3 separate regions of the Mus musculus genome follow, and regions 2 and 3 are each linked to region 1. Evidence: chromatin loops called from intact Hi-C (ENCODE). Cell type or tissue: heart. All regions are shown on one strand. Region 1 holds the start of Samd5 (sterile alpha motif domain containing 5). Region 2 has its middle 12 kb from the start of Gm48750. Region 3 overlaps Stxbp5 (syntaxin binding protein 5 (tomosyn)).

Region 1 (8,000 bases):
AAGATTCCAGAACATTCTTTACCCCCTTTGTTCCCTTGCTTTAAGAAAGAAAGGCCTGTTATAATAGCAAGCCATAATCTAATGGCATCCTGCTGGTACTCCCCACTGCTCCTTGTCGCTCCCTTCTTCAAATATGTTGTCACACATTAATATAACATCTACAGCCCAGGCCTGTTAACAGAAACCCCCACCCAGCCTGCCCCCCAATTAAGGTGCCAACGCCACCCCTCACTGCCGCCACTGAAGAACAGATTGCCTGTTACATCACTCAAGCCCATTATCCCCCTTCCTCCCTGTGGCATGAGGCCCTTTTAGATGCTTTCTGCTGATGGTTTAAGCAGAGGCAAGACATATTTAGCATTTTAAGATTAATATTATATACGCTTGACTTTTACAAGGCTAGACACCCAGGGGACTGACATTTAATAGATGTTAATGGAATTTAATTTTTATACACATTAGGTATGAACATTTATCTTCTAAGTAAAATAGTATGGAACCTTATGTAACACCAGGAAGATTTCAAAACAAATTTTTTTTTTTTTCATCTGGCAACCTTGAATCTAGTTACTGAGCAGCAAAGCTGCTTTTTGGTATTTAGACTTTAAAACCTGAATATAATTATCATTAATTACACTGAGACTGTCAGTGTTAACTTTGCATGTTCCATAGTTATTATCATTGCAAAATAGTTCTGAAGTGGTATTTAAATAGAAACTTTCTCCCCAATCTATTTTACCAGTAACTTTCATTTAAAGAAGAGTTATTGCTTCAAATAAATACAAAACCATGTTAAACCAATGAATCAATCAAACCAAAGAGTCCAAATATATTAAATAACAATTATTAATTGTTATTATGTATATTATGCTAATAATATATTAATTAATAATCAGCAGTTTACTTTTTGTAATTTTTTTCTTTAATGAAAAAAAAAAACTCTAAGAAAGCATTTTCCACCAAAATAGCTTGCAAAAAGAAAAGGTATTTGTCAAGGTTCATGGTGTGAATTATCTTGGTGCTTTAAGGCTAAGACTAGGAGGAGAACTAGGAGTGTGATAGCCACTTTAAGAACAAAAGTGTGTGTGGAGTTCTGAATGTCAAGGTCCAGTTTCACACTCTCTGGGTGTGTTTGCTTTTGGAAGCTAAACTGGGTCCGACCTGGTTAGTGCTTGAGTGGGAGAACACATAGACAAAACAAAATAAAACAAAACAAAGCAAAGCAAGCAAACTTTTAAAGCCCAGCAGCTAAATTTCTGTATGGTGAGATCTCTCCAGTTCCTGTTAATGAAGAAACACTGTATGCTTGGTTTTTGCTTTGGTGTCTGGTACTGTATCTCAGTATACATCGATGAATGTATACAATTTTGACAATAGCCACATAAAAGAAGACAATGCAGTACAAAGCCCAAGAGGAAAAGATCTGGGCTCTGTCACATATGTGGGTAAGACACACATGCAAACTTCAGTTCCCTGGACCTCTAGCTTCTCTATGTAAATTTGGATTCTGTATTTGCTATAGAATGGCCTTGTAGCTCCTGAAGGCTTCCAAATCTTAAAATTACACACTGTGTGTGTGTGTGTGTGTGTGAAAATGGTGATTGGCTGTATGTACACGTGTGGAGGTCCTAAGTCAGTGTCTAGAGACTTTCCAGATCACCACCAACCTTATTTTATGAGAAAGGGTCTCTCACTGAACCTGGACTTTGCCACTTGGCTCTCAACTATCCCTGGGTTCTACCTGTCTCTGATCTCTCCCCCCCCCACCCCCCCAGAACAGGCATTACAGCCCCTTGCATCCAGCCTAAATCCTTTTAGTTAGACTAGGGATGTCTGGACTCAGGATCTGAACTCCGTGCGGCAAGTTACTCGATCCACCAAACCATGTACTCTCTACCCCTCCCCCATCGTTATTTTTGCCCTTTCATTCTGGACTATAGCCAGGAGCCTCCGTAGGAAGCAGAGATGAGTACAGACCACAGAAGCTCTGTATTTGTGACTTCAGAAATAAATGAAGTCTACTGGGAGCAGCAGTTTCACACAAAGGCTTGGACAAGCATGGGAAATGTGTGCAAGAGAGGAAAAGGAGAGGTCAAAAGAGAGATTTTATTTATGACTGATTAACAAATGATTAATTCATAAAAAGCTGTTCCCTCCCGAGAGCACAGGATCCTTTAGTTCCTAATTGGACAGTGCCCGGATCATAAATAAGGGAGAATCCCTGTTGCCTATAGCAGAGGAGGGGCTTCAACAAGACAGGCTTGTTCTTGTCTCTATCCTGATTTACCATATGACCTTGGGCAAGCCATTCATCTTCCTCCAATACAGTTTCCTTAATTGTAAAATGGAAATAAAAATACTCACTGGCTTGCTGAAGAGTAACGAGACAAAATGAATGCCCTGAAGCTCCCGAGGGAAAGAGGCTGTGTTTGAGAAAGCAAAGGACTATTAAGTAGTGTTATTGGAGTTTTCAAACAAGTTGAGAAAGAAAAGCCAGGGCAATAAACTCAAGAGCTTGAAAGTTTCCTTTTCTAACCACACAAACAGCAGAAGTAAGAGACTCTGCTTTTATAACCAGCCCAAGGTTTCCTGCTGGTTCCTTTAGCAATGGCTAGGGAGCTGGAAATCCAGTGGCTGGAAGCCTGTCCCTGAGTTTCTGTCTTCATAGTTCTCTACCCTTTCCTCTACAGTGACCAGACGAGGAGGGAATGTTTCACACATGGGTCTTCCTTTTTTTGTAACATAGCGGATAATACTTCTAAGAGCCACATATACTTAGACATAAATGCAGATGCCTGGCATATAGTACCAACTTCCGAAGAAGCATTTACAGAGAACTTCTGTTCCATTGAAGCAGACTTGTTTTGAAAGTACTGCAATACCCACCTCACCAAAACCCAACGGTTTTCATGACAAAGCATTGAGATATAAAGGTACACGCGAGGGCATTATCTGTACATTACGAAGGCAAATAGGAACCATAAAGCCCTCTTCTTCCTTCAGCCGAACAAAACAAGTTTGGGACTTGGGCAACGCCTTAAAATTCCAGCACTTGGACACAAGAGGGCACTGTGAGCTTGCTTTGGCAAGGGACGGAGGGCAAGTTACAATCCGTGCTAGGTAGGGAGGGTCCGGGGTAACCCAGAGCCTTGCTCCAGGATCAGAACCATAATCTAGTCTCTGAACACGGAAACGCGGGTGATCTAGGACTGCGGGCAGACACGGCTCCGTGACTACCCGCGTTGTAGTCTTTCTTCTTCCCAAACAGAAGGTTCTTCCTGGTAGCTATTTTTCAGTATGAGACGTTTGGATCCAGGAGCTTGGGACTCAGCATATAGGCCCCAGCTATTGTAGAAATACGGGACGCATTTTGGGTTCACCCATATCAGGTATTTTACAGACCATAAAGGAGAGAGAGAGAGAGAGAGAGAGAGAGAGAGAGAGAGAGAGAGAGAGAGAGAGAGTTAGTTTGATTCTCAGTGTCTGTCCCAAGAGGGGTTTAAGCTTCACTAATTTAGTGGAAACGTGGCACAGAGAGTCCCTTACCCACAGCCAACGGTCCTGGAGCCACGGGGAACGACTCTAAAGCCACGGATGGGCAGTGCCATCATTAGTGTTGTGCCTAGAGACAGGTAGGGCCCCAGAAGGACTCTTTCAGGAAGGGTATTGGCCAGGTCTGGCTCTAGAGTGAAGCTGAGTGTTACTTTTGTGAAAAGGAAATTGTTGCTGCCTGCAAGGTTTCTTAAGGTTCTAACTGCTTCCCCAAAGATCAGACGAAGTGAAAAGAGGCCTAGGAACTCCGGGGGGTCGCCCTTCTCCTCCCCACTCCCCCGCCTCCATTCAAAGCTGGGCCATGGGCACCAGGAGGGAATCTCGGTTAATTTTGTTACTCCCATCTAGGCAGAAGTGCTAGATGCCCTAGTGTTCTCTTTAACACAGCTGCGTGGTGGTGTATGTGGTGGTGTATCAATTAACACGCGACCCTGGGGCAGAGAAGGGGGAGTCGGCTGTGGTCCCTGTCTCGGAGGCAGAAAACCTCTCTTGTCCCTGGGCAGGGAGCCACCTGGGGCAGAAGAGCTGTAACGCGAAGTGAATAGAAAGCAAAAAGGCAGGGAGAGATTGAGGGGGTCTGACACAACGCGGTGTGCTTGTGTGGCTGGAAGGAAGGTGGGGGTGGGGAGGGATGCCGATCAGGTAGGGATGCGCTGACCGAGGAGGAGAAAGTAACAACCCACCCCAAACTTTCGCAGGTCAGATGGCCTTGGAGGGAGAGGCAATCGGGAGCAGTCGTGCCCCTCCCGACACCCACCCGGTGTGACTAGTTATAGCGAGGAGGGGCCTCGCGCCCATCAGGCTGGACAGTCCCCACGTCGCTCCCACCCTGCTGCCAAAACGCAGCTGCTTGGGGCACAGAGCGCAGCACCACAGAGCCAGACACACCGTGCCTGTGGAGCCTTAGCAACCCGCTCCTTTGAAAGGACATTCTACGTGCATCGGGAAAGGAGAAGGGACACTGGACTCAACAGCTTCTCTCAGGACCAGTGACCGGGTCCTCCCCTTGGACACCCAGGCGAGAGTACCCACTGGCTTGGGAACTGAGCGAAGAAAAAAAAATCTAGGGGTTTGGAGAAGTCGGATTCAAAAGAAATGTCGAAAGATATCCAGGGCAGCCACCGGAGTCCGGAAGCTTAATAGCCACCGGGTCACCGTGACCCCGGGAACGACAGTGACTGACAAGCGCACAGACCAGGCGCTCGCCATCATCCACCGGTCTGCCCGCCGGAGCCGCCTCCACGGCGTGGGACCCGGTTGCAGACGTCCACGGAGCCGGCCAGATAGCGACATGCAGCGAGCACTCCCCAGACTGCCCCAGCTGGGGAACCTCCTGGGCGGCGCAGCGCGACGGTGACCCGCGCGGGTGCGAGGGGTGTGCCCGGCCCCGCCTGCGCGCCCCTCCCCGCGGTGGCCGCGCATCCAGGGGCGGCGCGGAGCCCAGCCGCTCGCCCAGCCGCCAGTGCCCGCGAGCGCCGCGCCTGCTCGGGGAATCCACTTCGCCGCTAGACGCTCCTCGTTTTCTCTCGCTCCCTCCCCGGCTGCTTTCTATGGCTCTGACTCTGCGGCCGGAGCCTAACCACTAAGGGAGAAACTTTTCCTGCTGTTTCTTCTCCCCACCCCTTTCCAGGAGAGGATTAAAAGTTGCAAGAACTGGTGCCGCCCGTGTCACTTGGGTACTCGCTGGCGAGTTCCGAGTCTCAGCCATGTGCACCAACATAGTTTACGAGTGGCTGAAAGCGTTACAGCTCCCACAGTACGCTGAGTCCTTCGTGGATAATGGCTACGATGACCTGGAAGTGTGCAAGCAGATCGGAGACCCGGACCTGGACGCCATCGGGGTGCTGGCTCCCGCGCACCGCCGGCGCATCCTAGAGGCTGTGCACCGGCTGCGGGAACAGGATGCGGCCGCTGCCGGCCTCTACTTCACCCTTGAACCGCAGCCCGTGCCACCGGCACCGCTGGTAGAAGCGGTGCCCCCAGGCCGCCGGGGGGAGCCATGTGGCAGCTCAGCCCAGGGCACTCGCGGGGACCCCCGTGGCCAGCCGGGCGCTCCCTGCAGCAGGGAGCTGGTGAGCTACCCTAAGCTGAAGCTGAAGATCATGATCCGGGATAAGCTGGTCCGCGATGGCATCCACCTGAGCAAACCCCCATACTCACGCAAGGTAAGGAGGCCCCGCCAGGGCGACCTTGGGCATGGCGGGAGGGAACCAGGCCTGGAGCTTCTGCAGCGGCTCAGCAGTCAGTCTAGGTGACAATTGAGAAACCAGGGTGTTCGGGGTGTCTGGTTCTCCCGTTTTCTGCGTTATCTATCTATTCCTTCTGTGCTGGCGTCTCTAATAATAGCTGCTCACTCATATTTTGCATGTAGACAACTCTTAACAGCACCCTAGCATATGGGCTCGATTGTCAGGTTCTGAGCAATGGGTGCTTGCTTTTGGTGGCCACCGGGAAATCCTAATGCCTCTGGGAAATCCTAATGCCTCTAGTAGTGTCTGGCTTGGAAGAGTGAAAAAAAAAAAAAAGATGGGTCACATCTGCCTTATTTTCAACCTTCCTCTTTTTCTTTACTTTTTTCTTCTGAGTTTTGAGAAACTTCCAAGAGGAGTGGGTGACTATTGCCAAAGGAGTAGGGGAATTCAGGGCCTGCTGTTCTCAATTCCATGCTATGGAGAAGTGTCCCATTAACAGGAACCTATGTGTGTGTGGTGGTGGTGGGGGGGGGGGGCGTGCTAAACACAAAACTTGTGCCTATTCACAGGAGGCTCCTAAAGCTTAAGGATTCCGGGTAATGGGATGCTGAGCAAACGGGTCATCTGGGGTCTGTGGTATCACTAGTGATTCAGATGAAAGGAAGATAGATTCTTTTCAAAACTCCAAGGCACATGTGTAAGGAAGGCCAGGAAGAGGTGACATTTCAGTACCTAGAAAGCAATCCTCACACGTGAGAGCAGGCTACACGTTCTCATGGCCGCTCTGTGTGGCACGCAGACATGTGGCATGAGGTTTGAACAATTAAGTACCAGAAAGTGCATTTTTACACCAGAGTGCTGTCTCTAGCTTCAAGTGGGTTGGTTTGGCTTAGTGAAGTGAATAGGTTTGGCTTAGTTTCTGAAGCTGTCCTCCTAGAGAGTGCCAATTTGGCAGAGATGCTGACAGCACAGGTAATGTCTGGCATTGCCTGGAACTCAGGAAAATGAGCATCTCAGCCTGAAAACAAGGGGCCTGGAGAAGCCTAGTTGAAGAATATGCAGCAGGCTAGGTGTGTTAACATCTAAGCATCATGGGAGGAAATATCTGGTCTAAATGCTGTGTGGGTGGCATTAGCCCCAGGGGGCTGGACTGAAGGTCATAATGCCTAATGGTCAAGTTCAAGGGCTACTGGTGCACAAAGTAGATACAGTAAAAGGAAATAATGGTTTAATATTATCCACCTGCTGTCTTGCAGGTAGTGGGTGGTCGGGGTGGTCAACCATGATCACCTGCCTGAGAATACAAATTGCTTTTATAAGGAGGATAGATTAGAAAGAAGGTTTGCCTCAAGCACCTGTCCCAGACACCTACTCTGACAGGACCATTGATGGGTGTTGGGATCAGGAATGGAGAAGCTCAGGCACATGCTGTACGAGCCTGAAGGATGCCCAGTGTGGTTAGAAGGATTGTGGTCAGCGGAACAGAAATTTAGTCCACTACCAAAGGAGCAGGAGGCCAACTCACTGTTTGTTACTAATATACCAGAAAGTAAAGAGAGCTTGCACCGAGAGATGTGTAACCGAGCCCATGGGAGGGCTCAGTTCAAAACCTGGACACAAAGAAGGCAGATAGTAGCTATGGCTGGTTCAATCTTCAGGACTACTATAGTGCAGTGTTGGGTGCTACGAGAATGGGTGATCCTTCTGTCTCTGTCTCTTGAGTGCTGGGATCACAGGTGTGACCAGCATACCTAATGATAACACATTTTTATAAGTCAGATTTGTATAAAAAATTTCAGCTTGCATTGACACTGTTCATTTTCCATGTAAAGAATTACTTCTGTCAACTTTATTTAGTTAAGCCATGTAGCCTAAACTGTCTTCAAACTCACATCCAAAGTACTAGAATTATAGGCATGTATCACCAGGCATAGCTTTTCAGTTTGCCTTTAACTAAATATCCCATTACAGTAATGCTTAACAAAAAAACTTGCCCACTTTTACTTTCTTGTTGTTGTATTTTTCAAAAGACAGATTTCTTTATGTAGCACTGGCTGTCCTAGAACTAGCTCTATATACCAGGTTGGCCTTGAACTCACAGAGATCTGCCTGTGTCTGCCTTCCAAGTGCTGTGATTAAAAGCAAATGCTACCATGACCCAGCTGATTTTGCTTTCTATGGGTATTTAGTTTTCCTTCTTTAACTGATAGAAGAATCAATTAGGTCTAGTAATATTCTCATTACCCTTTTCACAGT
Region 2 (8,000 bases), 310 kb after region 1:
CAAACCCAGGTCGTCATGCTTTCCTGCCCAGTGGATTACTATCTAGGCCATTTTCCTAGCCTATTGGTTTTTGTATAAAATAACTTAACTCTTGGAGATCATGAGAATTGTTTTATGTATCAGTTACAGTTTCCTTCCAAAAGTCTCCTCCATTAATTTTCTACCAAAGACAAACTTTGCTTTCTCAGTAGTCCATCCTAACGTCTCTGACCTTTGAAGTTATCATTGTGGACTTATTATGATTAGGAAATTTTTCCATGCAACAATTCCTTTTAAGTTGAACAAAAATAATGTCACCCAATTGTCATTAATAACATTTACTATTAGGAACAAAAAGTACAAGTCCATATCAAAACTATTCTACATGTTCTTAAGATGCATTCTGTTATTGCTTTGGTTTTTTTTTCCAAAATCAATTCTCATTTCTACTGAATAGGTTAATTGTTTAAAAATACTCATTAAGGGCCTATTCCACAACATGCATTATTCTGACTGAGAATAATGAGTCTAGGTACTGCTATATATTTTAAAACTCTCTAGTAATTCTAGCATGTGGCTCATGTTGAAAACTCACTGCTCAGGAGACCTGAGTGTGAGAGGAGCGTGGGAAGCATTAACAGGGTAGGTTGCTTTTGAGAAGTTATGACCACAGCTCACAGAAGGTACCTGGTCCCAGTGATCTCGGGAGCTAGATAGGACTGAGCCTGGTCATTCCTTGAAAGGAGAATAGATCTGGAGAGAATAGACATTCCCAGAGGGCTTGCAGAGTAGGGAGAGTGGTGGATGAGAAGTACCACGAAGCTCTAACATAATCAACCTTGATAGAACTAGACCATCAACTCCCTGGAAGTTTGTAAAAAGGAAATGAGGAGTCAGGAAGGGCTGGCTAGAACTGCACACAAAAGAAACCTTCAAACCATGGGAAGAGTTGGGCTTCAGTCATCTGGCCAGAGAGAAACATGTCTTTAATATTCAACGATAGTAACTATGGTATGATGTGACCAGTATTTGAAAGGGTAAAGTGTGTATAGAATGTGCATTCAAGACTAAGTACCTTTTATTGGCCAGCTTAGTATCACAGAGGAACCCGATGATGACAGATATCACTGCCCCAGAGCCACTCTCTCCACTCCACCCAGCATCTCTAGATACACATGTTCACTCATTCATTCATTCATTCATTCATTCATTCATTTTTCACACTCCCTCTGACTATGTAATCCAGGCTGGTGTCTACTGACCCTCATGCCCTAGTACTGTAGATATTTCCCACCATGCCTAGATTGACTTATTTTTAAATGCTGTGAGCAATGTTCATAAATATCATGGTAGTTTTATGTCCAGAGAGTAAAAATAATTTCCTTGATTCACAAGCATTGAAACAACTAAATCATCAGTACTAAAGACACAAAGATGGAAAGCATTGAAGGAGCTGAAGGGGTTTGCAACCCAATAAGAAGAACAGCAATATTAATCAACCAGAGCTCCCAGGGGCTAATCTACCAAACAAGGAACCCTTGGTCCTGTGAAGGCTCAATGCTCCATTGTAGGGGAATGAGAGGGCAGGGAGTCAGGAGTAGGTAGGTGGGTGGGGCACACCCTTATAGAAGCAGGAGGAAGGGGATGGGTTAGGAGGCTTCTGGGGAGGAAATTGGGAAAGGGGATAACATTTGAAATGTAAATAAATAAAATAACCAAGAAAAAAGAAAAAATAAAGAAATAAAGATGGGAAATCATGAAGATAACATTTATTACTAAGTACCTCAATGGATCTGAATAAACTCCTCAGTGGCTGTACTCGCTCTCTTTGACTCACAATGGAAATGTACAAGAAACATAACAGGTTGAAAAGACACAGTTACTCACTTGAATTAGTAGAGTACAGGTTTTTACTATCATACAGTACACAGCACACATTCACTTAGAATTCATAAAATAAATTTGAAAAACCTAAGTAAGTAATGAAGGCTTCAGGGAGGTGAAACATTTTGTTTTGCTCCTAAAGGATTTTCAATAACTATTTGATCAGTACTACTACACTTTACTTTGTAGATACCCTAGCTATACTTTGCCTAAGTACAGAAAGAGGTCCCAAGGGTGAATGAATTTCACTCAGGAGGGGAAATATCATAGTCACTGGAGGTGGTTGGAGGAAGGGAACTAGGTGGGAGAGGGATGGTAGGTAGGGGACCAGGAGAGGGAAGCAGGTATAGGGAGACCAAGGGAAGAAAGGGCTAGGTGAGTGAATAAATGCTGACAAAGGGGTCAGGACACATCTCTGTGATGTGGCAGAGACCTGAGATAAACTTTAAAAATATTTAAAGGTGGGGGGGCATTGCGGGAGGGATGGCTCAGCAGTTAGCAGCACCTGCTGCTATTGCAGTGGACCTGGGTTCAACTCTCACCACCATATCAGGCAGCTCATGATCACTTGTAGCTCCAGTTCTAGGGTGTCTGATGTCTCTTCTGGCCTGCGCAGACAGCCAGGCAACACATATACATAGAAATAAGAATACATTTTAAATTTTTGAGGCATAGAAATTATGAAAACGACAGGACACTACTGAGAGAAAATAACCTAAATATAAGTGCTTGGATTTGTGGGTCAGATTTTTAAAACGTTAGCTCTTCTCAGGTTGACAGATAAAATGTAGTACAACCACTTTGGGAAATAGTCTGGTAATTTCTTTCAAAAGTTAAACACACCTATCATTTGACCTAGCCATTCTCCTCTAAACGGCCAGTCCTAGATGCGGTTTCCGAGCCACAGAAGGTAAAGCCGGACCGCTAAAGCTTAGGTTAGGAAATACCCACCTCCCTGCTGGTTCCCATTTTACAACTACACTGCCAGAGAATAAAACGTGGTCTTTTCAGTGATCTTCTCCAGGATGTTTTCCAAACCCACCCCTGCTGAATAAATTGAGTAGTAGCAGCAAGTGCTTCCACAACATTCTCTATTAATGAGAATTAAGAGGCAGTGATTAGCTGCTTCTTCTTTCCCACCCAGCTTCACTCTAATTTCTGCAGGGTGGAGGGAGATGGCAAAAGAGAGAGATAAATGGGAGCCCACAGAGTGATTCTTACCAAGAGATTTCAGCACTGGAGAATAAAACAGAGCTACTACGCAGTGGTACCAACCACCACAAGGAACATGACAGAAGTGGGTCAGATGGCAGAATCCCAGAATTCCTAGTCACCAGCTACACAAGCTCATATCAACCACTTGGTTCACCTATGTTTAACACATCTGTGGCTTTCGCACGTTCAGTTTCTTAGACCCTACTTCTAAAGTTACCGCTAAGTTTCTTGTATTTAAGTTATGTCGTTTGTGAATGAGAATGGACTTTAAACCTCAAAGTAGCTTGGTTCCTGTTTTTACTACTTAAAGTAACTTTAGTAGAAATTGGTCCTATAGACAGGATTGATGGTATATCTTATACTCAGCAATATGTATAGTAAAGGCTAATTATATATAATGAATTTTATATTATGACAATATATTTGTATTTACTATCATTGTTACTAATAACATATAATATATGATATATATTATATATCATTTATTTAGAATTTGTTATGTGTTATATATTATATTATTAATTTTCATTGATGTGCACAGCACATTATGATTATGATATCACAACCCCTGTTTTGGCCAAGCAAACCACAAGCCAAATACCTGGGATGTAACTTTTGACATGTAGAGCTCTCTAGACTCATCTAAGTACCTTTCTCAGCTCTGTTCTGACTCTCCCCATCCCTATGACTAAGTGAATCTTTCATGCAGTCTACTCTCAGGCTTTCTAGCCTTGCTGGCTAATAAAGCAATGGCCTTTTGGCAGAATTCAGAGGTGGTCTTGTTCAAGTGAGAGAGTAGTAGTTACAGATTGAAAGGGATACACAGACCCCTCCCCCTCCCCCACCTGCTTCTTACTGTGGTGTTGGCCATATGGGTATTTCAGAAATGAGTTTGCATCCAAGTTGCCTGGCCAAGTTGCCATTGGTCAGTTGGCAACATTGTGCTAACAATTCAAATTCAGATTTTTTTAATTGACACCCCCCTAGTGGTTATTTTAGCTTTTGAGCCCTCTTCAAACATTTATCTCTGTTGCCATGCATCTTCTTCCGTTGCTATGTTTAAAGCCTTTAAGAAGGATTGTTTGATTTGAGCACTATTTTTTTTTTCAATTCATTGTGTTGTTTTAGGGGCACTGGAGGCACCTAATCCTCCTCTAGTAGATTTATGAAGCCCCCAGATTTCATGTACTTGTAAATGCTTCCAAAGTAATTATGCAAACAAGGGCTTTAGCAGTGGGAGATAATCAATTCTCAAAAATAATACATTGCCTATCGTGTAACATTAACGATAGATTCAGGATTCCGGCACCTAGAGAAGCAATTCCCATCAGCTCCACGGCGTACTTAATCAATCCTCAATGATGCTTTGGAAATATTTCATCACAAGTAAAAACTAAACTCACTAAGTCTTATAAATTGGTCAAAACTTGTGGTTAGGAAAGTCCACTCACTAAGAACTTTCTGTATTCCACAATGATGGTGAGCACAGAGCGTTTTCTTGGTAATTCACAGGTAATATCCACTGGAAGAGAGAACCATTTGCCAGATGCAACTCTTTGGCACTATAGCTGTGAACCATATAGTAAAACATCCTTCTTAGAATTTACATTCCACTGGGAGGAAAATCAATAGTAAAATGGAAAATTTTAATAAAATTAGTAAAACGGAACCTTGTAGTTCTTGGATCAAGAAGGAAAAACAGAAGCAAAGGGAGCGAACCTCAATCTGCCTGGGGAGAGCTCACTAAGAAGTTGACACAGGAGGGGAGCAGCCTTGTGTCTGATGCAGTTATTCAGGTGTGGCTCTAGGATGGGCATCCTACCAGCAAGCTCCTGAGGTCTGCTGGGAGAATTCTCTTTGCCCTCCAGCTACAGTCTGAGCTGCAGGCACAGAGAGAAACATTCACTACCTAGCTTCTAAGAACCCTTGTCATTGGTAAGAACTGAACTTTCTGGCTTGCTTGCTTCCCATGGAGCTGAAAAAATTTTAATATGCATGTTCTGTGGTTTGAATATGAACTCCAAAAGTTCATGTGTGAGGAACACAATTCCCCAAAACTAATACGTTGTAAGTGGGGTTTCAGGAGGTAACTGGAATTGGAGAAGGCTATAAAGTTTAACTCTTCCCTTACTGCAGTATTGGTGGCTTTGTAACAGGTAAAGAGACCTGAATTAGCACATGTACTATCTCCCTAGAACACTCTCATTCACTTCTTCATGCTATGATATTGCAAGAAGACCCTTCCTGATGTCACATAGGTACCAAGCTTTCCCAGCTTCTACAAAGTGAAAATGATTTTGCTGTTGCTGCAGAAAATGGAATAAGATATCCACAAAAGAAAGAAAGAAAGAAAGAAAGAAAGAAAGAAAGAAAGAAAGAAAGAAAGAAAGAAAGAAAGAAAGAGGGAGAGGGAGGGAGGGGGAGAGGGAGGGAGGGAGGGAGGAAGAGGGAGGGAGGGAGGAAGAGGGAGGGAGGGAGGAAGGGAGGAAGGAAGGAAGGAAGGAAGGAAGGAAGGAAGGAAGGAAGGAAGGAAGGAAGGAAAGAAGGAAGGAACCTACAAAGAGAAGCAAAACACAGACTAAAACCAAATTTCTCTTGGACAACCTCTGCTTCCTCATGGTGAAGTGATATTGATTGTCTGACACAGCTTTATTGAAATACTGATGCCTCTTGTTGGCAGAAAGCTGCTTATAAGTAAAGAAGCCTTAAGGATGTTAACTTGGTGGCTTCCTGTTACACAAAGATACACAGACAACACATCAGTGGCTAAAAGACAACACAGTTATCCCATTTTGAAATAAATTTCATGAATATTCATTTACCTTTGGCTTTTGCTAATGGCTGCCCAACAAGAGAATCAATGTTGATAATTAATCAATAGCACAACACACTGGAAAGCATGTTTTCATTAGGGCCCTGTCTATCCCCCAGTGTCCATTCTCATGGCTTTGTTCCCACATTCTAATTAGCTCTAGTTTTCTTTATATATTCTTGGTTTCTTTACAAAACTGCTAATAGTTTAACTCCAGCACTCAGCTACTGAAATGTAAGATAGTGACATTAAGAACCAAGTAACAGTTGTGTCTGGTTATATGTAAATATAGTTGATATGATTTATATCAAGCACTAATAAGAAAATTTTCCATAATGAAAGTTAGCTGTCATATTTGTTTTAAGTTGTATGCGTGTGTGCATGTGTGTGTGCATGCATGTGTGTGTGTGTGTGCGCGCGCACATGTGTGTGTATGCAAGTGTATGGGATCTCATATGTATGCATGTATATGTGGGAATCAGAGGCCAATGCTGAATGTCTTCCTCTACTACTCCCTATTTTATTTTATTTTATTTTTTTATTTTTTTATTTATTGATGCTGAATCTCACTGAATCTGGAACTTCCTGATAAAGCAGGACTAGTTGGCTAGTGGCTCCCAGAATCCTTCAGTCTCTGACTTCCCAGATCTAGAATTGAAGACTACATCTGGTTGTTACATGGGTTCTGGGTCAGGCTCAGATTCTCCTGCTTGCACAGCAACTGCTTCACCAATCAAGCCATCTCTCCAGGTCCCTATTCAAAAAATAATTTAACATAACATTTTGCTGTCCTAGAGGTGCCCTGAAAAGAAAAAAATACACAGTGGGATTAAAAAAGATAACACCTTATTATCTCATAAATTTTGAGCTCTAGAAATATGAAGCCAAGATCAGGTCATATTATCCAAGACACTAGATGTTGGGGTATGCTGTGTAATGTTGTGTCTCTGTGTTTCCTCACCTTCCTACGGCATTCTCTGATTGGCTTTAATAAATCTGATGGTCAATTAGCTGGGCAGGAAGTGGAAGGTGAGACTTCCTGTGAGGGGAGAAAGGAACTCTGGGGAAAAAAAAAGAGGAAGACCTTTTGCCAGGACATATGAGAAGTGATGGGCATGACTATGGATATAGAAGGTATAGCAGACCACATGGCTGGATGGGGGCTAGGTGGTTGGGTTAACTTAGATGAGCTAGTTAAGAGTCTTCCCAGCTAGGCCTACGATGTGAAATGTTAAACGGTCTCTGTGATTCTTGGGAGAACTAGCTGGTTAAGGAAAAATTGCCTCCATATTAATCTCCAGTATTAATTAATTGGTTAATTAATGTATATGGAATTATAATCATTTTAATCTACAGGATTCTTTCCGGATTTATCTGTTCTTCTGGTAGTTGTTAGAACTCCTTTTCATTGTTTGGCTTCTAGATGCATCCATCCACTCACCACACACTGTGTCTTTGTCATCCTCCCTAGATGTTCTGTCTTCTCTCCCACCTTATAAATATACCTGTAATGTTAAACTAGCCCCAAAGCTAATCCTGCATAGCTTAATTTAAATTAAAATATACCCACAAGAATTGTACTTGCATATTAGGGACACAACATACATTTGTGAAGACACAATTCCACTCCAAACAATTAGCATCTTAGATAATGATCCTATTTATAAAAAACTGTTACAAGGATTTTAGTTAGTGTTATTTTATTTTATTTTATTTTACTGCATTACAGAAATCAATCTTCATGCAAGTATGTAATATACTTGGAACATGCCTTCTGTCTTAGGGTTTTACTGCTGTGAACAGACACCATGATCAAGGCAAGTCTTATAAAAAACAATATTTAATTGGGGCTGGCTTACAGGATCAGAGGTTCAGTCCATTATCATCAAGGTAGGAGCATGGCAGCATCTAGACAGGCATGGCACAGGCAGAGCTGAGAGTTCTCTGTCTTCATCCAAAGGCTACTAGTGGAAGACTGACTTCCAGGCAACTAGGGTGAGGGTCTTAAGCCCACAATTGGTACCAACATAGTGGGGTACTCCTGTGACAACCTGACCATGTTTTGGGGAGGACTATGGAAGGACTTTGGAACTTTGGGCCAAAAGATCTA
Region 3 (8,000 bases), 79 kb before region 1:
TCCTTACGTGCAGGCAGGGCACAGATTCCTGCGACTCGGGCTTTTTCCTGCTCTGTGTGAGAAGTTAAGTCCCTGTAGGTCATCCTCACTTCTCAGCCTGCCGCTTGCCCCTGTCTCTTTCATTAATAATTCTTTTGTTTACATTTTATAATGTGCACTACTGGATATCAAAGTTTACATCAAAGTTTACTTTAAATAGCATAGTAAGGATTAAATATATGTGATAAAGAGAACTGATCAAGATAAAAATGTTTTTAAACTATAATCATTTTTTAAAATTTCTGAATCTGTAGAAAGTGAAAAAACATTCGTTTCATGTCTGTTCTCTGAACATTCGGCAATTTACAAATTGCTTAATTTGCATTATATATTGTCCATTAAACCCATGTTCCATGGTACCTCACTGGAAGAATTGGGTCCTTTCTTAAAGGTATAGTTTTATGAATATCGATAGTCGAGAGTTTTAAAAAGTTGAAAAGTACTAAGTACCTAACACACTGCTTGACTCTGTGTGGAGCCTCAGCTGTTTAATTTGTTGGGTTGTTTGCATATCAGGTTCTTTTCTACCGTCATTTTAACCGCTGTAAATAGATGAGTCAAAGTTGTGATTATTTACTAATAGAGAAGTAGAGAAGTTTACCGGAGTTGGATTTTTATAAGAACATTTTAATTCATTTTAAATTATTTGTTCTTTATTTTAATTGATCTACATATTGTGCACAACAGGCTAAGAGACCAGTACTAGAAAGTACAAAGTATTTTTAAGTAGAGAAAATGAGCTTCCCAGGGCTGCACATGACTATGTAAATAAGACAGTTCCCAGTGATAACTGGCCCAGGGCATGGACTGGTCTGAAATGGCCTGCCTCCTCCCAACCCACTCCTGTCTTTTTGATGCAAAAAGCAGTAGCCACCAGCAAGCCAAAGTTTCAGGAACTTTAACAATAACAACAAAAGGTCAAAAACTAAAATATCAAAAACATAAAAGAGTGTGTGAGTACGTGTGTGTCTTCTCTGTAAACTCATTTGTCTTTGATTCTGAAATTCAAGTATTCTTCAGTTAATTTTATTAATGGGAAGAGATTGTCTCTATGTACCACATAACAAACTTGTTTCATTTTGCAAACTAAAATCAGTCCCTGTTTGCTTAGAATGTTGTTATTTGAAGTATCTCATTTTGTCAAAATCTTTATGTGTTTGAACATGGCGTCACCTTAATACCTGCTCACATTACGGCCATACCACTTCCAAAAACTGGTTAGAGATTTAACAAAACCTGTCCCTGATTTGAGATTTTCACAGGAAAATACTGCTATGTACATCTGCATATCATTGCAAGTATGCTGCAGTTTTATCCAGAATGCTTCCTTAAGACCTCACTTAGAACATCCTGTGGGTTCTTCTGCTGTTAGTTCAGGTAGACATTTGTGGAAGGCAGCAAGACGGGTCTGAAAGAGCACACATGTTTAGAGTGTGGGAGATGCTGGGAGACGGGAGAGGAACAGGGGGGCTTGTTCCAAGTTTTACCCTAAGTTCTGTATTCAAATCTTTGCTCAAGGCATTTCGCATGTGACATTAGTAAAGCTATCTCCAAAGGTTTTTGTTTGTTTGTTTGTTTTTGTATCTGTTTTTCTTTTTTGTGGCAAAGATTTATTTTAACTTGGGGGATTTTGTTTGTTTCTATGTTTCTGCAAAATAAAGAGCACTGAACTTTAAACTTGAATTTTTCTGCACTTTCTTAGGTCATGACTTTTTATTGTCCTTTATTTAATCTGCACTTTTTCGGTTTAAATCAAGTGATACATGTGTCTGAGACATACCAAAATCGTGACTACGCTGCTAGCGTCACCTAAAACCAATCGGTTCTAAAACCTTTAGTAGGGCTTTGCCTAGCTTTTAAAGATTAAAAACAAATGAAATGATTTGCTGTGTGTTTCGATGGGCTTGATCTTTGTTGCGACACTTTCGGAGTTGCTTTTATAATCACATAAAAACATGCTATGTTTATATGCTGCTAGAAAGTATACTTTTAGTTTTAGATGAATTTTTATGAATGTACTCTTTAATTTTAAAAATGGTGAACTTGTTAAGTCAAAGTACTTAAAAAGTATGTATATTATCCATATAAAAAGTTATGTTTTACCCTTATACTAAGAAATACTGGTATCTCATTTGAGATACATTTAAGTTTTAAAAGGTCATGCATTATTGAAAGGCCTTCACACCTGACAAAACACAGTTATGTAGTTAAAAAAAAAAACTCTGCCAAATATTTTCCAATATTGATCTTTTTGAGGGGAAATGTCCACAACCATAATTTCTAGACCTTTTCTGAAGCTTCAGCTTGCTATTGGATGCCTATTTTAGTTATTGTTTTAAAATACATATATATATACATATATTGAAAATGGTTTTCCAGATATTTTCTTCTACCTTTTTTAAAAATAAATTTCCAAAAATAGAAACAGAGTTTATGTATTTTTGTCAATGAAGGTTTTTTCTTTTTATTTTAATAGTTTATAGAGTTTGTTCCTTATCAGTTTGATACTTAATCAATACTCCTAGGCCTTTTTATTCTGTATTTACTTTGAAAAGAACACTCCTATGTAGCCAGTATCCCTTCTGGTTTTCTGTTTGTCTTTTTCTTTCAGTGTTTGTTCTGGGGTGAGATTGAAGCCCAAGTGTGCTGCTGCCTTGGAGATGACTATGCAGCGGCTGAGCTTTGACCTTTGTCCGTCTGTCTCTCCTTCCTCTGGCCCGCTGTAGAGTAATGTGGGCACCATCGCTCTTGCTTCAGATGCTGTGAGCATTCTGTGAACGGAAGACAGTTGCTGCAAATGAAAGGGGCAAAGCTGTAGCGTAGCTTCCTGGGAAAGTGAATGATTTTAATAACTTCCCAGTCTGGGTCTGAAGTTACTGGTTCAGTTTTTCTATGAATTCAGTATTGTCTCCAGAGTTGCTTACGGGTGGCCTCTTTCTGTTACGTGCAGGAAATGGGATTATATATCTGCAAGTATTTTTCAGTGAGGCACATAGTTTAATCTTTATAAGGTATAAATAGTGTCAACTCATTGTAGGTCATTTGACTCAGGCATTTAAAATGGGTGTAGGTTAATTGTGGGATTTTATTTATGTGAGTTTGGGGTTTTGATTATTTTTTTATAGCACTTGTATTTTGTTATCCAAACTTTGCTCCAATTGAAGAGAGTGTACTGTGTTTCTGACAGACTTAGATGCACTAAGAAGTAATGAAAAGATGAGAAATAGTGGCATCATTTCTTTCCTTCTTTCTTTTCTTTTTTTGTAAATAGCTATGTGATACTTTAGGTGTGACCTCTACTTAACATGGTAGCTAGTCTAGGGAGGGGAGCACTGTCTAGTTACACTTCCTTTCATTGTAAACGTGTTTCAAAAAAAAAAACAGTTATAAAACAGACAGACTTAGTTTCCTAGGGTTGTCCATGCGGAGGGCAAGCATGCATCCAGACTGCTAGCCTGTCTGTCAACACCGTACGCACTGTTCATCTCCTGCATTTTCTCTTTACGTTCGCTCAGTGCAGAACTGTTTCTAAAATAATTCCTGGAATGTGCTTTTGGAGTACAGTTTTTTTTAATTATCTGTGTAGTGTTTCATTTTTTTTTAAGAAAAAAAAAAGCACTATTGCAAACCCTGAAAAACATCCTCAGACTTTGTAGTTCTTTTGCGTTTCTGTAACTTAATGAGAAAAAAAAAATACTGTCATCACAGCAAATAGGTTCAAAATTAGGTGATGAAATATTTTTGTAAATAAATACCATTAAGCTGGTATTTTGAGAATGTATTACAAATTAATGTTTCTGAGAAATGTTCCTATATATGTAAATGAATTTCTTTGCTGAAGAGCTCTGATTGGGCAAAATAAAATACTCTAATCTCTTCTGAAACAAAAAAGAAGCCCTCTTTTTGGAAATTTGTTTTAATGTTTTTCTGAGTTGTAGAATTATCACATTAGTTAAAGAAAATAAGCCGATATATATGTGTGTATGTATATACACACACATACATACACACACAGATATACATATATACATATATGGGTTGGAATGGAGCCAAGAACTAGATCTAAATGCACACACATAACCAGGGAGTCTTATTAAGATACTGGTTCTGAGTCCATGTGTGTGAGCAGGGTCTGAGTTGACATCTCTGAAAAGGTCCACTAAAAAAAAAAAAAAAAACAGTGTATTGGTGTATGGAACATCCTTGAGTAGTGAAGATAATGGATATCTCCATAGTTAGAATTTTCTAACCTATTTGTTGTTATCAGTGTGTAACTACTTGCACCAAATTAATGGATCTAGAATAAAGTCTCTCAGGGAATGCTGACGGAATTCTCATGCTTGTTTCTAGATTTCTGCCTCTTAGTGTGATACAAAACTGGCCCACATGGGGGCAGTCATGTCTTGGACAAGAAGTCCTTACAGTAATTTCCAAGTTAGAAAGGCTTTCATGATATATTCTTTTTTATCTGAAAACTTATACAACACATCATTTTATACTATCGCTCAGTAATGTAGATCATTTCATATTGGCCTGACTGATTATCAAAAGTTTTAGTACTTTCATACTTAAGTACAAATTTGAAAAAAAAAAGATTTTCTTCTGTCTCGGGCCATGCTTTCTATTTGAGTGTCCTGTGTTAAGTGGCACTGTGTCATTCGATGCTTTGGGGTAAAAGAGCCTCCTTGGTCTCACCGTTCCTAGGACTCTGTGGGAAGATTCTAACATTCTTCCATTAACTTAAAGTTAATGCTCTTTGCAGTTTCTGGGTCAAATGTTGCTGTCGTGGGTGCCCGATTAGAAGTGGTTAAAATGTGTGCTGTTGAACACCCAAGATACAATTGCAAAACATTAGAAAATCAAGAAGAGGGAAGACCAACAGGTGGATACTTCATTCCTCCTTAGAAATGGGAACAAAATACCTATGAAAGGAGTTACAGAGACAAAGTTTGGAGCTGAGATGAAAGGATGGACTATCCAGAGACTACCCCACCCAGGGATCAATCCAATAATCAGCAACCAAACCCAGACACTATTGCATATGCCAGAAAGGTTTTGCTGAAGGGACCCTGTTATAGCTGTCTCATATGAGGCTATGCCAGTGCCTGGCAAATACAGAAGTGGATGCTCACAGTCATCTATAAGATGGAACACAGGGCCCCCAATGGAGAAGCTAGAGAAAGCACCCAAGGAGCTGAAGGGGTTTGCAATAGGTGGAAAAACAATATGAACTAACCAGTACCCCCAGAGCTCATATCTCTAGCTGCATATGTAGCAGAAAATGGCCTAGTCAGCCATCACAGGAAAGAGAGGCCCCTTGGTATTCCAAACTTTATATGCCCCAGTACAGGGGAATGCCAGGGCCAAGAAGTGGGAGTAGGTGGGTAGGGGAGCAGGGCAGAGGGAGGGTATAGGAAACTTTCCAGATAGCATTTGAAATGTATATAAGAAAATATCTAATAAAAAAAATGCTTCAAAAAATGTGTGCTGTTGCTTAAAAGATGTATGCATCTTTTTAAACAAGAAGAATTCTCTGAGTGATTTTCAAACTTTATTTCCTCCATTTGTCTTGCTTATACTTTTAAGTGCTAATCACTCTTAAAAGACAAAATTAAGGCATGAAATACATTTTATTAATTAAAACAAGTTTCAGAGGCAAAAAGAAAAGTACTTGTTACCAAAGACATGTGAGGACTTCGCATAATGTGAAGCTGGAGTTCTGGATTAATACTGTATACATCTTCCTCCAAATACAAGCCCCTCTAGGCTCTGTGTTGACTCCCCACCTCACCTTGCTCCTTCATCCCACCCATCCCTGACTGCCTCACCCTGCTCCTTCATCTCGTCCATCCCTGACTGCCAAGTCTCTCAACCCAACTTGCACAAGCTTTGCAGTTCACTGAATTCATTTTAAGAAATCTTCTTTGCTCACTTAGTAGAAAATACTCCTAATTCCCTTTCTTGGGGACTTACTTCTGAATATTGGGTAAATGTAGAAATATCGTCTTATGAACACAATGGGATCCCTACTGCTTGCAACATTCAAACACTCAAAAACCCACACCAATAAACAATTAAACGCAGACTGCATTGGGCCAGCTTGGCACTGGAGGCAGGCAGTGGTGTAGAGAGAGCCCTGTGCTGTTGCCCTCAGCCCTTGGTCTTGCTGCCTCAGTAGGACTCAGCCAAATCATAGCTGTGTTCAAAATCCCAGGATTCCAAGAAATCCTGGCACTGGATACTAAATTAAGCTATTGTGCTCAAATCTGAATGAGAGGATTTCATGGAAAAGAAAATGTCTAAATCCAGACTGTGGGACCATAAGTCCTCTCTCCTGCCTTCATCAGAATTTCTGTTAGGAAGCATGGGGGACAGGGCACTGCTATGAGAATTTGTATTCTCCAGAAGTCCCTAGGTGGGTTGGTATGCTAGTCCAGACAGCTCTGACCTACAGCCATGCTATAGATCAGTTTCTTGAGTCACAGAGAATCAGTATAACATCTGAACCAATGTAACAGATAAGTGAGTGAAAGTAATTGATATACCTCAACATACGTACAAATGCATAAATTCCTAAAAACTTAAAAAATATTCTCAAGATTACAAAACAGAACAAAACAAGCAAACAGATCTTGGGGTGTCCTCTCCTTCAAGCACAGACTCCCTACCAGGGCTTTAATATCTGAACCCTTCGGGTAAGACCCAGTTCATATGTGTCCCATTGAGTGAAACTAATAAGATGGCCCTAAATGCTACTCCCTGAGTCACACTTGAAAGTATACAGGTCTATTCTGTTTAAATTTAAATAGTTAGAGTTTGGGTGCATTTTTAAATGCTATAGAAATTAAATTCTTAAAATTTTATAGAATTTAAAGTTAATATATATTTCATAACCTTACTGGAAATCTGTTGGAAGCTTTATTTTCCTGCTAACAAAACCCCAAAATACATTTTTTTTGACTAACGGGCAAATGAATTTACCTCAGCTTTCAGTGAGTGTGTAAAGAGTGGGGGCCCGTGTGTACAAATGCCAAGTCCATCAACCTGCTTATGCAGACCCCAATTCTGTTCTAAGTTTGTCATTGATACTAATCGCCCTACATATCTGATTGATACTAACCTCCACTGGTCTGAGTTTCATTAATTGTAAAACTGCTATCTATGCTGGTCTGCCTTACTTTGGATAGAACCCATAACTTCTAAGGATCATTAGACGAACAGAATTTAAATGTTGGGTCTTATATTTTCAAAATTAATGTGTGTGTGTGTGTGTGTGTGTGTGTGTGTGTATAGTGCATATGTCTCTGTGTGCATGCATGTGTGCATGTGTGTGTGAGTGTATACGAGCATATATATGTATACATGTGTGTGTGTAGTCCATATATCTGTGTGTGTGCATGAATGTGTGCATGCGAGTGTGTGTAGTGCATATGTTTGTGTGTGTATTCCATGCATGTGTGAGTGTGTATGTGTGTGTGTATGTGTGTGTGTGTGTGTGTGTGTGTATAGTGCATATGTCTCTGTGTGCATGCATGTGTGCATGTGTGTGTGAGTGTATACGTGCATATATATGTATACATGTGTGTGTGTAGTCCATATATCTGTGTGTGTGCATGAATGTGTGCATGCGAGTGTGTGTAGTGCATATGTCTGTGTGTGTATTCCATGCATGTGTGAGTGTGTATGTGTGTGTGTGTGTGTGTGTGTGTGTGCTGAACACTGAGGCCAGAAGAGGGCGTTAGGTCCCCTGGAAGTTTAATTACAGTTGTGAGCCACCTGGCATGGATGCTGCGACCCTTCTTGTTCTGGACGAGCAGGAAGCACTCTTAGTCACTGAGCCTTCTCTCCAGCACAGAGGCTTTATCACCACAACGACGATAATTCCTTAGAAGTTATAGGAAAGAAATGTGTTTTGAATTTGGAAGAATGAGTTTTAGGGTAATCGGGATCAACAAACCAGT

What was found. Peaks named below come from ENCODE experiments on the same cell type or tissue, not always from the same donor. Only the 100,000 strongest peaks of a DNase experiment are listed, where the experiment ranks them.
Region 2: it touches region 1 in a loop (2.5-fold over the local background); 2 of 42 quality-filtered maps call a loop at or near these places.
Region 3: it touches region 1 in a loop (2.5-fold over the local background); 3 of 42 quality-filtered maps call a loop at or near these places.

Annotation. Positions count from the first base shown.
Region 1 is chr10:9,672,222-9,680,221 of GRCm38, reverse strand. Samd5 (sterile alpha motif domain containing 5) reads left to right here and starts at 5,014. Exons shown (of 2, transcript NM_177271.3): 1 at 5,014-5,717. The coding sequence starts at 5,259. In heart, CTCF peaks have their summits at 3,046 (motif pointing right) and 5,541 (motif pointing right); DNase peaks (open chromatin) are centred at 3,071, 4,001, 4,871 and 5,471; H3K4me3 peaks cover 4,004 bases; H3K27ac peaks cover 2,608 bases.
Region 2 is chr10:9,358,588-9,366,587 of GRCm38, reverse strand. It overlaps a transcript of Samd5 not described here. Among named protein-coding and RNA genes, the nearest start is that of Gm48750, 12 kb to the right of the region's middle. In heart, a CTCF peak has its summit at 4,072; no DNase peak of the experiment used is centred here.
Region 3 is chr10:9,751,471-9,759,470 of GRCm38, reverse strand. Stxbp5 (syntaxin binding protein 5 (tomosyn)) reads left to right here. Exons shown (of 26, transcript NM_001081344.2): 26 at 1-3,924. Among named protein-coding and RNA genes, the nearest start is that of Gm31471, 56 kb to the right of the region's middle. In heart, a CTCF peak has its summit at 4,422 (motif pointing right); no DNase peak of the experiment used is centred here.